Regions from separate parts of the Homo sapiens genome. Here region 2 is linked to region 1. The links are chromatin contacts, found by Hi-C or POLR2A ChIA-PET in ENCODE. All regions are on one chromosome and are shown on one strand. Each heading gives the region's core, a stretch centred on a gene start or an enhancer-like site at or near the end of the contact. The rest is flanking DNA. Distances are from core to core; before and after follow the strand shown.

Region 1 (4,660 bases), core at 709-3,208:
ACCCATCTCAGCCTCCCAAAGTGCTGGGATTACAGGCATGAGCCACCGCGCCTGGCTCTTTTGTATTCTTTTGTACTGGTTTGCAAGGAGTGCATGGCTTCTAAGGGCCCTAGGGGCCCGCTTACTCAGGTGTGGGCAGAGTGTGCTTACCTCCCTGAGTCTCGACGAGCTCCTGGGCATCATGGGCCCACTGGACTCCTGGACTCCTGAGCATGGAGAATGCTCTGTATGAATGGCATAGCGAGGAACTGCAGTGGCATGACCCCTCTCCTCCACTGTCTCACTGGGCTTCACTTACAAAAAAGAAGTTCAAAGATGAAATTATCAAGAATGTCAAGACAGTGACAGAAGAGCATTAAGCCAAGCACGTGACCCTTCTCAGCATAGAGTCCTCTATAACAGAACTTCACGGTCACATGGCAAAGTCAGCACAGAGTATTCCTAGTCTAGAGGCTTTAAGAGTACAGATGTGTCTCTCAGGCCCCAGGCTGAACTTCTAGACGAATTCCAGGGTGGAGCACCTTCCTCACAATATCCCTAGAATTGATGAGGCTCCGTGAAGCATAATCCCAGAGGGAAGCTGGAACTCCCAGCACTGCCCTACCTGAGAGCCTCGTGCCTATAGCTGCGTGACTTGAGGATGAGGAAGGAAGGGAAAGGGGACAGTAGAAATCCTCCAGGCACAGCTAGAGTGCAGTGGAAGCAGTCTTGTCAAGAAAATGCTATTATGACCAGAAATTAAAGGGGAAATCCAAAATGTTGTTATAACCTAGCGATGTTCTTCTTTACCCACAAAACAATGCTTTAAAGAAACTAATTGCTCAAGACATCTCTCTCGAATACACATTTACACAGTCTATTTAATACAACCCCTGGAACAACTGCAGTGAAACAGAGCGTCAGGGAAACCTAACTTCCAGACACAGCTCTGATTCCTTCTTGATGGGTGACTCTGGGCAGGCCACCTAACTTCTCTGAGTCTCAATTCTCTTATCGGTAAAATGGGAATAATGATTCCTAACCCAGAGGTAGGGTCCTTGTGAGAGAATGCATGTAAAAGTGAGCTGTAAGCTGTAAATCACTGTGCACACATGAAGGCATGTATATTGCATTGGCACGTTGGTATCCTGTGTACAAACGTTATATATCACACACGGACACCATCAGGAAATTCCACTCCGGGGCAGAGTGATTTACAAAGCCTGCTCAGAAGTGGAGTCAATTAAGGTCAGCTTTCTATGTTGCTAAACAACAGGGGATTCTGGGTTCAGTAACGTTGAAAGGCAGGCCCAACACACCCCTTGAAACTGGGCTTTTGAGAGGGTTCAAAGGAAGGCGAAACAAAAGCCCCTCTTTGTGATGTTTTCACTCTTCCTGCATTGTCCTCTTTCACCCTCCAAGGGCCTTCATGTAAAGAAGGGCTGCTAATGTGGCGAGTGGGAGTTTGAAATTGTCCTGGGCCAACAATGTTGGCACATTCTGCCGGGCCTCATTACAGAATCATCTGAAATGCTCTAGAAGTGTTTCCCACTCATTAGCATAAATAGCAGAAAAACTCTTTCACAAACAAAGCAGGTTCCATCTGCCCCAGTATGTCCTCACCTTGACTTCAAATGGCCAGTCCCTCCCCCAGCACAATACAGGGGCGCCGGCCTCCGAGGCCCCAAACACCCCACTTCAGAACAGCATTCAGCGAAATATCAACACGGTAACCTGCATGTTTATTCATTGGCCAGCCCCCTCCTTTTAATGGAGTCCCTTCCCCATTGTGACCACTTGATTCTTTCACAGACCTAAAAGGGACAGGCAGGGAGAGGCTTCCTTTCGAAGCTGTTGGGATCCTTAGCAACCCACACCTTGTGAGTGGGTCAACTAGGCTAATTAGGTTTGTTCTGCCTTTTTGGCCCAGGCGTATTTTGTCAGGTATTCTGCTGTGAGATTAAAGAGTCATTAATCACCCAGGCCTGACGCTGACAAGGTGGCTTTTACAATGAAGTCCACTTCCCTGGTGCTGGCTGGAGCCTAGGCCGGATCTGTTTTGCATTACATTGCAGAAGAATGTAATGTGGGCTTCTTCCCAGGCGACCTCACAGGATGTCAACCTCGGGCCCCCGGGCCTTAAGAAGGCCGGTGCCAGGGACAGAGATAGCATCTACTTTGAAGGCAAACCGTGCTCACAGCAGCTGGGTGGAGTCTGTTGGGTTCTGGAAGGGCAACTCACAGAATAAGGTACAGCCTGACAGAGTCAGACCTCAGTCCCCAGCCGCCCAGCCCCGCATTTTCCCAAAGAAAGCCCAGAGGCTCAGAAAGGAAGGATACTTGCCCGAGGACACATAACAAATCACGGTGAGAGTCAAGATTAAAACAAGGCATCTCACCACTATCACACTACCACATCTGAATCCCAAACTAAGCTTTTTATAACCCTTTTCAACATAATCAATAACTGTTACAGTTGGCAATTCAGAGGTCCTGCACTCTTAAGCGGAGAAAGAAGGGAAGTCAATCCCATTTGTCAAGTGCTACAAAAGGCTAAACTCTGTGCCATTTTGCATATAATTGATTCCATTTAAATGTCATTTTCATAAGATGACTTGTGAAAGGGCTCAGCCACCCTTAGTTCTTACCCAGTGCAACAGTTTTCCTGATAAGTAGACCTTATCATCCCTATTTTTTTTTTTTTTAAGATGAGAGTCTCCCTGTCACGCAGGCTGGAGTGCAATGGCGCGATCACAGCTCACTGCAACCTCTGCCTCCAGGTTCAAGCGATTCTCCTGCCTCAGTCTCCTGAGTAGCTGGGATTACAGGTGCCCACCACCATGCCCGGCAAATTTTTGCATTTTTAGTAGAGACGGAGATTCACCATGTTGGCCAGGCTGGTCTCGAACTCCTGACCTTGTGATCCGTCCGCCTTGGCTTCCCAAAGTGCTAGAATTACAGCCGTGAGCCACCGTGCCCGGCTAGCATTCCTATTTTTATGAACAAAGAAGCCAAGACACAGCAAGGTTAAATAACTCATTCACGGCCGATATTCTTTCCTATGCCAGACTGCCATTTGAAAAGATGAGTTCTCTAAATCCAGGTGTTCTCATGAACTTTTATTATTGCTGATGTCAATCATAAATTAAAAGCTTAGGTCAATTATCTAAACATCAGATTATCAGAATGTGTTGTTTCCTTTTAATCTCAATGTGTGATCATGCCATCTATCTCTGCTGATGTTTCCTTGTTGTCCTTTCTGCTTTTATTCTTTCATTAATTTAGCAAACATCTGTTGAGCATGCTGGGGATACCCAGATTTTAAAAACAAGGCCATATGCCCCTTTCTTGTGACATTACTGGAAAATGAGCTCCTCACAAATAAGAAGGTAAACCAAGAAGGAGGAAGGCGAGGGCTTTGGAAGCCAGGAGCTCCAACACAGAAGGATGGTGAAGGCAATGCCTGGGAGGCTGCAGGGTTCTCCAGAGGAAGGCTACATGCCCAGTGCATAGGGAGGGCAGCTGGCCCACATGCTGCAGGGCGCAGCCCTGGGACAGGCTTCAGCAGAAAGACAAATTCGATAGGAGACCTGATCATCTACATCACCAAGGAGGAGATTTAGAACTTTGGCAGAGTTTGAACCTTTATTATTACTTAATACAATGAAAACAAAACAAATGGACTCACGCCTGTAATCTCAGCACTTTGGGAGGCTGAGGTGGGTGGATCACTTGAGGCCAGGAGTTCAAAACCAACCTGGCCAACTTGGTGGAACCCCACCTCTATTAAAAATACAAAAATTAGCCAGGCATGGGGGTGGGCACCTGTAATCCCAGTTACTAGGGAGGCTGAGGCAGGAGAATTGCTTGAACCCAGGAGGCAGAGGTTGCAGTGAGCCGAAATCAAGCCACTGCACTCCAGCCTGGGCAACATAGTAAGACTCCATTTCAAAACAAACAAACAAAAACCAACAATAATAAAAAACAAAACAAATGGAAAAATAAGACAGTTACTAACTCCAGGAAAGTAAAGGCAATCACACTGTACTTCAGGGCACAGTTATAAACCTAGTTTATATTTTCATATGGAAACAAAGAATGATGAACAAGCGATACTAGTATATAATAACAGTGGGAGGATATGGAGTGAAAGAGTGTGTATATGAGGGGAGGCCACGGCACAAGAAGAAAAAGCTAAACTCATCTTTCATGGTGGGAATTCAAGATTTAATGCTTAAAACTAAAAAATCAAAACAGAAACACAAGCATATTAGGGACAACATTTGTGGACTATTTGACTCTCCAAATTATGTGGATGTGTAACTTTGGTAAACACAGAAACTCAAATTCAAAAGTCATTGATGAATTTGATTGCAAAGTAAGACATTGTGTTTGTTGTCAAAGGGTTAACAACGTCCTTGGGAGGCTGTCAGGCCAAGTCATAATTGAAGCATACCTGGGATGCTCTGACCCTTCTGTGGGTCGTTGAGAGGTGGAGCAAGAGGTTAAGGAAGTTCACAGGTGAGGGGAGGGGCAATGTCTTGAGTGGATGCAGCTGTGAAAGGGAGGGAGCGTGAGGAATTGGTATCACAAACATTGACAGCGTGAAAGCCAGAGAAGGTGGTAGAACGCTGGGGAGATAATCCTGGTCCTGTCTAGCGAGATAGACAAGATTCAAAAG
Region 2 (4,715 bases), core at 1,187-3,686, 37 kb after region 1:
TGAGCTGCTCTGCGGTGCTACCCTTTGTCCCTCCAGACTCTCTTTTCCTTCATCTGTTTGTCAGTAAACCGAAGCCACCACAGTTTGTCATTTGGATGATTTTCGGTAAGGTAACATTGCCCAGAAACTTTGGTTCCTGGTTTTGAAAGGAGCCAGAGGGAGCGTATGCATTTCCCAGGGGTGCCATAACAAACTACCATGCACTGGGCGGCTTAAACAACAGACACGTGTGCTCTCATGTGTTGGAGGTTAGAAGACCAAAGTCAAGGTGTTGGCAGGGCCGTGCTCCCTCGGAAAGCTCCGGGAGAGAATCCTTCCTTGCCTCTTCTAGTTTCTGGGGTTTGCTGGCAATCTCTGACATTCCTTGGTTTACAGATGCACTACTCCAGCCCTCCCTCTTCCCGTGGCATATCTGCTGTGTGTCCCTGGGTGTCTTCATGTCATCCTCTTTCTGTGTCTGCTTGTCTCTGTGTTTATATTTCCCCTGTTCTAAGGACACCAGTCATATTGAAGCAGGCCCCATCTAAGGGCCTAATTTTAACTTGGTTAAATCTGCAAAGACCCTATATCCAAATTAGGTCACATGCCGAGCTCCCAGGGGTTAGGACTTCAATGAATCCTTTCGGGGGTTGAGAGAGTAACACAGTTCAACCCGTATCAGGCAGCATATTGAAGTTTAGCCTCTACCAAGATGAGCTCTAAGCATGCCAGTCTCACAATCAGCTCTGTGGAGAAGGGGCCCTGTGGCCTCACAAATTTGGAAAAATCCTTCATGTTAGATGCCCTGGTGGTAATTCACAGGTATCATGAGCATGGTGACATGCTGGAAAGGACTGCGGCAAAGAAACCTGTTGACTCGAAGTTGGCATTTCCCAAACTTATTTGAGCATGGGAGCTGCGGGGGTGATGTGGTGGTGGCGGTGGTTTGAACAGTGTTCTGTGGAACACACTTGGGGAAACTCACATAACCAGAGCATGACTTTGAAGCCAGGAAGGCGTAGACTGGCATCGTGACTCTGCTATTAACCGAATATGTGACCTTGGGCCATGAATTTCCCTCTCTGAGTCTCGATTTCCTCATTTCTACAATAGGAATGAAAATTTCTAATCAATTACTGAGGGATAAGTTCACTGCTAAAACAAACAAACCCCAAAAAGCATAATGGCTGGGAAACAATAGAGTATAAGTTCATTTTCTTGCTCAGGACAGGGCAGAGAACATGCTGTCCGGGCAGTCTTTCTCCACACAGTCATTCAAAACCCCAAGGCGAGAGATGCTCTGCCATTTTAAGTTTGTAGCTTCCAAGGTCATGGTGGGGTTGCCCCTGTTCCATCCAGGCGGAAGGGTTGGAGCTTGGAGACTGCTTCCTGGGAAGTTTCTAGTGGGAGGCTCTGGAGTGGGGCAACCCACTGCACTGCTCACATTCCACTGGGCAGAACCCGATCCTAGGGCTGGACTTAACTGTAAGGGGGTGGGAAAATTAGCAGCTATTTCCTTGCAGGAACTCAACCCTAAAAGAAGGAGAAGTACACCCTTGCAGTGGACACCTAGCCCTCTTCTAGTTTCTTATAGTTTATTCTACTTTGCAGGTGTGTTCTGAGGGTTAAATGAGGCTTTTGACATAGGCAGCATCCTTAGTATCACACACAACTAAATACAGGGCCAACAGTTTGAAAATGGAAAAAGATATGAATGGGAAGCGCCTTGAAGGATGAAATAGGAGCCAGGCCCTGGTGCACAATACAAGTGTGGGCCCCCCCGCGCCTTTCTTACCCAGGCAACCTGATGGCCCCGGTCTGGTGTGTGGTAGGAAAAGGGGAGTGAAATCCTCAGGGTGCCATTCAACCTCAGCAGCTTCTTCCCATGCTTCCTTTCCAGCCAGATGGAGAAGCTGCAGCTCCAGACTCTTGACAGCCGCACAACTTCCAAGGCAGTGGCCCCGCGGGCTGCAAACCCCACCTTCCTGCAGTTGCAGAGCCAGCTAAGAGGTGGGCAGCATGCCAGGCCCCATCAGCAGCCCCTGGAGCACACACCAATTGCAGATGCTCAGGAGACTCGGGGGAAGGAACGGGGTTTTCACCAGAACACCACAGGCAGGACCTCCCAGCAAAGGCCTCCAGATGCTGTGAAAACCTAAGGCTCGTCCTCCTCCTGGCTTCCCAGGTTACCCAGCCACAACACACAGGTGAGAACCATCTCAAGACCTCCCCACTTTTGGGCTCCCTTACCCTGACTCATCGGTCGTCAAGGGACCAAAAGGGGTCAGTAGAGCAAGGCCCCTGCCTTCAAAGAATGCATGCATTTTTTACCTTCATATTAATTATTGAAAAAACCGTACCTCAAATCACACCCCCAACCTCTCAGCATGAACAAGCTCCAGCAGACTTCTCCCAGCAGCCCCTCCCGCCTTTCTCTGCATGTAGGTCGGCTTTTCAGAGCTGCCATCAATGTGGACATAAAGCCCTGCTTTCCACACTCCTCCCTCCGCTTTGTATACACTTTCCCATGCATCTGGGTCAGCCTGGAGCTGAGTATTTCACAGGGCAGCAAAATATACAGAGGCATATTTTGTTTTAGAATCTTAATACCCAGAACATCTGGGTAATACTCAGACAACTGGACAGATTCTTGCTGATGCTGCAAGTCTCCAAATACGGTCCCTTGCAGAGAGAAAATGCTGTATTTTGCATCTGTACCTAGGCACATGGGTTTTCTCAAGCATAGTGGACTTTGGAGTGTGACAGTTAGTGATTTCTCCCCGGGAAGTGGCATGACCTGTAGGAGTTACTGTTGGCTGCAGCTGCTGGTGCAGCCCAAATTATTTATTGGTTTTGATTCGTGCACCGTTCCCTGCGTAAATTAAAATGTGACATTATTACACCCTCCGAGAGCCCATCGGCGACCTTGAGCACTCTCCCCCCACTCTGCAGCCATTATTCAGCATAATTTGACTGGTTTCAGGCAAGTTGGGAGGGTGGGAAGGGATGGGTGGGGGCAGGGGAAGGCAGAGTCCAAATTAGAAACAGATTTAAAGAGCATTTGCAGGGAATTAGGCAGTGGGCCAGGCGCGCTTGCTGGCAGCATGTGTAACCCCTCTTTAGGGACTGTCAGCTCCTCCCAGGTTTCCACAGCGGATGTTTCCCGGCCGGAGCACAGCTGGGTTTCAGTTGTCAAACCCACAGCCAAGACATCTGAGAAGCGGGTGGAGCATCCATGTGCACGCATGTGTCTGCACCCGGCCATATGCACACACACTCGACCCTGAGGATACTCCCAGCACAGCTCCACACATCCACACCCAAGACGGCACACTCAGGACATAGAAGGATACAGGGGCGCACAGAGAGAATCAGGACAGACACACTTACACAGGTGCACACGCAGACTCCACTTGTGCCCTGCTGACACTTTCTAAGAGGGATTCCAGAGCAGATTTCCTAATCCATCCTCCCTCCCTCCACCTCAAGTCGGGCTGTGTGACATGAGTTAGCCCCTCGACCTCTCTGAACCTCTGTGTCCTTAACTGTTAAGAGTGAATAATGGCAGCTGCAACCGTCAAAATGGGATAATGAAGAAACATGGTGTACACTCTGCAGCTTTGTTCGGATGTGGGACAGGGCGAGCAGGATGGTGGCCGTGATCGTGAGGAAGACAGTGGTGGTGATGGTGAGGAAGACAGCAAACCTTTGGCTCATGGCCTTTCTGGAGGGGACATAAAGCACTTTGCAGTCGTGCTGCTTACTATGATGAAAAGAATGAGAGACACCCATATGGGGAGAGCAGGGCAGAGAAGGAGCAAGGCACCCTTTCCCCAGGGCCCCTGTGGTGGGGTGGGGGACAGCAGTCAGCACCAGCCTGCACAGCTCTGGGCACCTTGCTGCACAGGAAGCCTGACGCTGAGGCCTGGTCAGCTGGCCGCCCAGGAGGCCTTGGGCTGGACTGACGTGGCACTGAGGCTGCAACTACTCTCCTAGCTCTGCTCCGCCACTGCCCCTTGTTGCCCTGCCATTCCTGTCACAGTCCCTCACAGGAGCTCGGCCTTCACCCCACTCTGGGTGAGGAGTAGCTCCTCCTCCTTCTCCTCCAAGCTTCCCTCCAGCCATCCGAATTCCCAGAGTCCCACCCCTCCCTAAGTCCCTCCAGCCTTCAGATGGATCCAAAAGAACCCTTTCCTGGGAATCTACCGTGCACAAATGAGCCCTTGTTCTGGGTGCTGTGGGGAGGGGGAGGGGGGACCGGTGGTCAGAGACCAGTTGGATGTTGCCCCTGCCCCGGGGACATTCACAAGCCAGTGAAGGGATGAGCACGAAACCCCATGGGGACCCGGTCAGAAGATGCCAGGAGAGGGCACAAGCACCGGGTAGACTTTGGGAGGTCCAAGGCCAGGAAAGCATGTCCTACTGTGCAGATCAAGGCGCTCTGCACCAAGTGACCTGTCATGGAGAGGAACGGAATGGGTGGCACCAGCACCCGAAACACACTGCTACATGGGGCTGGCCCATGGATAGCCGCGCACCTCAGAGTGAGCAGTGCCAGAAGCCAGGTAGATTGGGGGTGGAGGGCTGGGGGAGAGACATGAGGCAGGAAGCAGTTAGGCACCAAAGCAGGAGTTTCTAGACCTTCGGTCAACAAAAATTCAAGGAGCACCTGCTTGCGCTAAGTGCTGGAAATGCAGTGATGCGTAAAACACAGAGCCCGCTTCGTGGAACTTAGC

What was found. A loop is a pair of places that touch in the nucleus more often than their neighbours do. ChIA-PET counts read pairs that join two places held with the same protein, here RNA polymerase II (POLR2A). Pooled maps may share reads with other maps.
Region 2: a map of endothelial cell of hepatic sinusoid shows a loop between it and region 1 (4-fold over the local background). The contact joins the promoter of LINC02036 here to the enhancer-like site in region 1. A Hi-C loop is called at or near these places in 5 of 168 maps with a recorded cell type or tissue (CD4-positive, alpha-beta memory T cell, endothelial cell of hepatic sinusoid, endothelial cell of umbilical vein and 2 more) and 9 of 50 pooled maps. POLR2A ChIA-PET finds 5 or more read pairs at or near these places in 6 of 52 experiments (HEK293T, K562, OCI-LY7 and 3 more).

What each region holds. Positions count from the first base shown.
Region 1 is chr3:194,211,058-194,215,717 of GRCh38, forward strand. The region is part of intron 1 of LINC02036 (long intergenic non-protein coding RNA 2036); the gene reads right to left. Among named protein-coding and RNA genes, the nearest start is that of LINC02037, 34 kb to the right of the region's middle. RefSeq lists enhancers at 514-2,611, 767-1,572, 1,573-2,378, 3,185-3,988 and a silencer at 1,183-1,477. Within about 2 kb of position 1,959, at least 2 of the 41 ENCODE cell types and tissues checked have a DNase peak (open chromatin) inside an H3K27ac peak, as active enhancers do; they include PC-9, where a contact is called at or near this core.
Region 2 is chr3:194,247,717-194,252,431 of GRCh38, forward strand. It overlaps LINC02036 (long intergenic non-protein coding RNA 2036), which reads right to left and starts at 2,437. Exons shown (of 3, transcript NR_125403.1): 1 at 2,340-2,437. LINC02037 (long intergenic non-protein coding RNA 2037) reads left to right here. Exons shown (of 4, transcript NR_125402.1): 1 at 1-105; 2 at 1,880-2,186.